Linked DNA regions of Mus musculus: region 2 is linked to region 1. A link is a loop called in an ENCODE intact Hi-C map of the cell type or tissue named here. Cell type or tissue: heart. All regions are shown on one strand. Each heading gives the region's core, and the rest is flanking DNA. Links, peaks and the distances in the headings are about the cores only. Region 1 has its middle 12 kb from the start of Tnip2. Region 2 holds the start of Lrpap1 (low density lipoprotein receptor-related protein associated protein 1).

Evidence for each region. Peaks named below come from ENCODE experiments on the same cell type or tissue, not always from the same donor. Only the 100,000 strongest peaks of a DNase experiment are listed, where the experiment ranks them.
Region 2: a loop joins it to region 1, with 3 times the contacts of the local background. A loop is called at or near these places in 1 of 42 quality-filtered maps.

What each region holds. Positions count from the first base shown.
Region 1 is chr5:34,524,511-34,527,407 of GRCm38, reverse strand. It overlaps a transcript of Sh3bp2 not described here. Among named protein-coding and RNA genes, the nearest start is that of Tnip2, 12 kb to the right of the region's middle. In heart, for the core only: a CTCF peak has its summit at 1,574; DNase peaks (open chromatin) are centred at 827 and 1,557; H3K4me3 peaks cover 1,162 bases; H3K27ac peaks cover 705 bases.
Region 2 is chr5:35,103,790-35,106,686 of GRCm38, reverse strand. Lrpap1 (low density lipoprotein receptor-related protein associated protein 1) reads left to right here and starts at 988. Exons shown (of 8, transcript NM_013587.3): 1 at 988-1,208. The coding sequence starts at 996. In heart, for the core only: no CTCF peak of the experiment used is centred there; a DNase peak (open chromatin) is centred at 1,056; H3K4me3 peaks cover 2,242 bases; H3K27ac peaks cover 1,719 bases.

The sequences.
Region 1 (2,897 bases), core at 151-2,650:
CCACAAGACAAAATGGCCTGTTGTCCCTGTCTGAGCAGCACACACAGGGAAACACCCCAGCATCGGAGTCTCATCTACTCACCACTAGCAGACTGTGGGCACTCATAACCACCCCTGGGTAGAAAGTGTTTGCCACTCCTCATGTTACAGATGTAATGGAGGTTCAGCGGGAGGGAACGCCTGATGCACAGCATGTAGTTGAATTTGAACCCAAGCCTCCAGCCTGTGTTTGTGCCCTTCCATCTGCCCTTCTATGACTAAAGCAGGGCGTTTTGACTCTCTGGACCTTTTGAATTTCTGTAGGCCTACATATGCACATGCATCCATATGTGGACAAAAGGATACTGGGGGCTGACTCAGCACCCCACTTCCTCTGTCCATGTGAAAAGGAAGGGCAAAGGCAGTCCTGGAGTCTACCCTCTTCCCTTCTGTCTCTCCCAGCCCAGCCTCCCCCCAAAGGCTAGTCTCCCTTTCCTCTCCTACCAGAAGGGGCATGGGAAAGGAGGTGGACAGACCTGAGGTTGACATCTCCTTGGAGCCCTCTCATGCCCCAGGAGTGGAGAGCTAAATCTGGGGCCCAAGGCTGGGCTTCCCTACCAGGAAAAGAACGCTGTGGTCTAGAGGGACCGAAGCCAGTGAGTACAACACGCACCTAGATCACAGGGTTGACCTGAGTCTGTATTCTTGCTCCCAGCCCAGCGCCTAGCTCCTGAACCCATTCTGTGTTTCACCATTGATCCAGCAGGTGATATTCAGAGCCCCTTCAGGTGGGATGTAGCATCCTTAATAGTCACATGTAGTAATCCCGAAGTCCCACGCTGTGCCCAGCGGGGGGTGGCTTCTCTAGAGCTCTTATGGAGTAACCTGACAAAAGGCACAGAACTACCAGTGTCAAAGAATGGACAAACAGAAAGGCAGAAAGATAACAGGAGCTGCGCAGGGTCATGGGAGGTGGCAGAGGGAGTTGGCTCCAGCAGGACTCAATCTGTTAACAGCCAAGGCCCAGAGCCACAGAAGGGTGGAGGTGGAAACCCGCATGTCCGCTCTCTGAACACTCTTGTATCTTCTCAGAGACTCACTCCTCCTCAAGTCTCCAAACTCCCTACACCCACTCAGTCATTCACGCGTCAGTGTGAATCAGCACTAACAGGTGGCTTTTCTCTTAAACTTCATGAGCCTCTGAAGGAAGAAACCTTTGGAGGGAATGTAAGCAAATTTATCTCCCGAGTCTTTGGAAACCCCGCTAGATGTGCCCTGTAACCTAGGCCTAGCAACGTGTGCCGGAGGAGCCGGAGGGACCGGAGGGACACAGAACACTCGCCAAACCAGCCCTATCTCCTAGACTGAACGCCCAGCCCTGAGCCCAGACTGCCGCCGCCGTCCGCCCTGAGAACACCACTCCCACCTCACAGCGGGACACAGGTTCAAGGGACCCAGGCAGGTCTCTGAGACACCACTGTGCCGCGCATGTCCACGACCCGTCCCGAAACCCATGCAGTGCCTTACCCGCCGGTTCCCAGCCCAGGGACCCTGCGTCCGGGAGGCGGATCCCTGCTCTGTTGCTCCGCTTTGCGGCCAGTGAGGCCCGCAGCCAGGCACCCCGATGCAGGCCCCGCCTCCAATCTGGCCCCGCCTCCCAGGTTCTGATCCCCACCCTCGCACTGCCACTCCGCCCCACCCCTGGCCCGCCTTCTCCACCCGTTCCCTCTCCAGCTCTGGCAGCTTAACACACCTTTTCTTTTTCTTTTTTTCTTTTTCTTTTTCTCTTTCTTTTTCTTTTTCTTTTTTCTTTCTCTTTCTTTTTCTTTCTTTTTCTTTTTCTTTCTTTTTCTTCTTTTTCTTTTCTTTTCTCTTTTCTTTTCTCTTTTCTTCTCTTCTCTTCTTTTCTTTTCTTTTCTCCTTTTCTTTTTCTTTTTTTCTTTCTTTCTTTCTTTTTTTTTTGTTTTTTCGAGACAGGGTTTCTCTGTATAGCTCTGGCTATCCTGGAACTCACTTTGTAGACCAGGCTGGCCTCGAACTCTGAAATCTGCCTGCCTCTGCCTCCCAAGTGCTGGGATTAAAGGCGTGCACCACCATGCCCAGCCTTTTCTTTTCTTTTCTTTTCTTTTCTCTTCTCTTCTCTTCTCTTCTCTTCTCTTCTCTTCTCTTCTCTCTTCTCTTCTTCTTTTCTTTCCTTTCCTTTCCCTTTCTTTTCTTTTCTCTTTTCTCTTCTCTTCTCTACCCCTCCCCTTTCCCCCTCCCCCTCTCCCTCTCTTCCCCCTCCCCCACTTCCTTCCCCTCTCCCCCTCTCCCTCTCTTCCCCCTCCCTCCCTCCCCTCCCCTCTCCCCCACTCCCTCTCTCCCCCACTCCCTCTCTCCCCCACTCCCCTCTCTTCCCCATTCCCCTCTCTCCCCCCTCCCCTCTTCCCCCTCTCTCCCCCCTCCCCTCTTCCCCCTCTTCCCTCCCCTCTCTCCCCTCCCCCTCTCCTCCCCCTCCCTCCTCTCCCCCTCCCCCTCCGCAGGTGAAGGCAGTGAGGAGAGGAGCAGGGAGCCCAGAATCCTAGCCCTTCAGCCCTCAGGGTTGACACACTCATCATTCCTGTCTCTGCCCCCAGGGCAACACCACCTGTCCACAGTTTAGCTCTCATGGATCCCAGAGGCTGAGGAGACAGGTGCTGACTGGTGGAGATGCCATCCCTCTGGGGTACCCATCATGTTCCCACCTCTGGCTGCCCAGGTATCACCTCTGTGTACCTAAGTTGTCTATGATCCTCTGCCTGCCCAGGCTGCTCCATCTTCTCCTGTGGAGAGTGCCAGGTGCACAGCACTAGGCTGTTTGGCCCAGAATCCTATACTTTCAGCCCCTCCTCTGTCCACTGTTGATTGGCCCCATCAGCACCTCACACAGCTGCCTTACT
Region 2 (2,897 bases), core at 115-2,614, 580 kb before region 1:
TGTCAACTTGACACAGCTGGAGTTATCACAGAGAAAGGAGCTTCAGTTGGGGAAATGCCTCCACAAGATCCAACTGTAAGGCATTTTCTCAATTAGTGATCAAGTGGGGAGGTCCCCTTGTGATTGGTACCATCTCTGGGCTGGCAGTCTTGGTTCTATAAGAGAGCAGGCTGAGCAAGCCAGGGGAAGCAAGCCAGTAAGGAACATCCCTCCATGGCCTCTGCTCGGCTCCTGCTTCCTGACCTGCTTGAGTTCCAGTCCTGACTTCCTTGGTGATGAACAGCAGCATGGAAGTGTAAGCCGAATAAACCCTTTCCTCCCTAACTTGCTTCTTGATCATGATGTTTGTGCAGGAATAGAAACCCTGACTAAGACACTGGTCATCCTTACCAGACGACTCTTCTGCCTGTCCCTCCTGGGCCCAAACTGCTGGTGCCTGTACCAGACTCCTGGGTTCCTCGAGCACCAGGTTGTCACCAGGCCAGGCCATGTCCCCAACAGGCTTGCTGGGCCTCACTATGTCCATTGGATTTTCTCCAGGGCTGCAGGTGCAGAGACTAGGCAAGTGCACAAAGCCTTCCAAACAGAAACCCCGGAGGGGAAGTGTCTGGGATGTGTCCCAAAGACGGAGCTGAGATAGCTGCTCCCGGGTTTAATGGCAAAATCATCTTCCGCCGCACTTCTTGTGTGATTACGAGGAGTGGGGCGGTGCATAAGTGCGCTTTCCCAGCTGCTTCTCCTTACAGCCCCGCTAGTGAGCTCTGAATTTTGCAGCCCCAGCGTGAAAATACCTTGGGATAATTGCTCTTTGCTGGTGTTGGGCAGGGCGGAGCCAGAGACCGAAAAGTGGGCAGTCATATGGGCGGGGCCTGGGGTGGGCGGGATCGGATTGAGAAGGGAGGCGGGGCCTCGCGGAGACCGGTTGATGGGCGGGGCTACAGATGGGCGGTCCTACAAGACCCAGTCCTGTCAGTCTGCTAGCGCTTCAGAGGAAGATGGCGCCTCGAAGAGAGAGGGTCTCTACGCTGCCCCGGCTCCAACTGCTAGTGCTGTTGTTGCTGCCGCTGATGCTTGTGCCCCAGCCCATAGCAGGCCATGGCGGCAAGTACTCGCGAGAGAAGAACGAGCCGGAGATGGCCGCCAAGCGCGAGTCCGGGGAGGAGTTCCGCATGGAGAAGCTGAACCAGCTATGGGAGAAGGCCAAGCGGGTGAGCGGGGCCAGGGAGACGCGCGGGGATGGGGGCGAGGTGCTGCGTGTGAGCGAAGGAGAGCAGGGCCCTGATTGAGAGGCCAACATAACCTCTGGGACGGGGAACGGCCTACCCTTTGTACAGCCCCCCTTTAAATGTCAGGTGGGCCATCTTGACCTCACTTGTAATAAGAGACCCATAGGCCCTAAAGGAACTTGGTGCTGGTGTCAAGGGCCTGTGGTTGCCTTTAGTGCAATTAGGGACCCTAAAGAATGAGTGACACCCACCCTTCCTAGCTGTGGACACCTCTGCCCAAAAAGCTAATTTTCCAAAGAGCCAATTCAGATGGAGGTAGAGGGGAGGGGGGGCACTTTCTACATGGGGCCAGACTTGGAAGTCTTTTCTTTATCTGTATTTACTCCAATGAAAGAAAAAAAAAAACGGTGCCCTGAGATAAGACTGTATGGAGATTGCAGAAGCCCCAGTTGCTAATGGAGCTGGTTAATTTGGGTAAAGCAGTTCCTTAGGGGATTGGAATTCCTTAGTATAGGTAAACACTACACCCTGTCTGGGGAATGCTGAAGTTAGATTTAGTAGCTATGCTAATCTCTCTTCCTTTTGAAATGGAGATATCCAGAGCCTGAGGGCTGGCCTGGAACTTGGGTCCCCTCCCAGATTACAGTCCTAGGCTAGGACTTGGGCTTTTGTTTAAGTATTCTTTCAGAGCCACACTATCTTCCTCTAGAGCTTGCAGAGGGTTGCCCTTTAGCCCTCCAGCTTAAACATTCCTGAGTTTGAGGGGAGAGTAAATAATTTGCAAACTAAGTGATTTTTTAAAATAAAACCGTGTAGAACTTTGGCCCTGGAGACTTTGGATGGAGAGGTAGTTGGGAGGTTGGCTTCTGGGGAAGGGGAGTGGTGCCTCACAGACAGCTTAGTGGCCAGCCAGTGTCTTTGAGAGACTGCTGCAAGAGGGGGACAAGTGTCCAGCCTGCAAAGGTTTAGGACAGCCCTGTGGCCTGGAAAAGCAGTTCAGCTTTCTGGGGGAAGGGTCCGGGAGCAGAGCTGGGAGTGGCTGTGTGAAGAGCATGGGAGCAGTGGGAACCATCTAGGGTAAAAGGCTGGCTGTCCCTGACCGCCATCTCCAGGGGTGTGCCCACGGGATGAGTGTGCTTCACCTGGGATTACCCAGTAAGATGAGGATGGGGCCACGAAGACATTAGCAGGTACCGTCGAAGACTGTTGGGGAAATGTGGTCTGCTGTCCGTAGATCCTGGGGTCTCTTTCACTCAGAAGGTGGCCCCCAGTCCTCCACATGCACATCCAGGTGACTTTCATCCTCACTCTGTGCCTTGGTGGTCTCCTGGACCTCCACCATGGCCACTGATCAGTGGCAGCATCAGATTATATTTCTGCTGGTTGTCCACAGTCTGATGTCACTGTGCGGACGGCTGCTCTCGTCATCCTGTCTAAGCCTTGGGCTGCACGTCATTCCAGCCCTCCAGCCCTAAAGTTCTGCAGGGGATTTGCGTTCACTTTTTCTGTTGAACGGAGGGGGACATTCGTTCTTCCAGTGGCTTCCCTTACAGGATGTCCTGTGTCTACTCCCTCTACTTCCAAGGAGCCTAGGCCTTGAGGACATAGGTTGAGTTTTGCTGCTTTTCTTTCTAGACAGGGAGGCTTCCAGCTGGGTCCTACCTGCTAGGT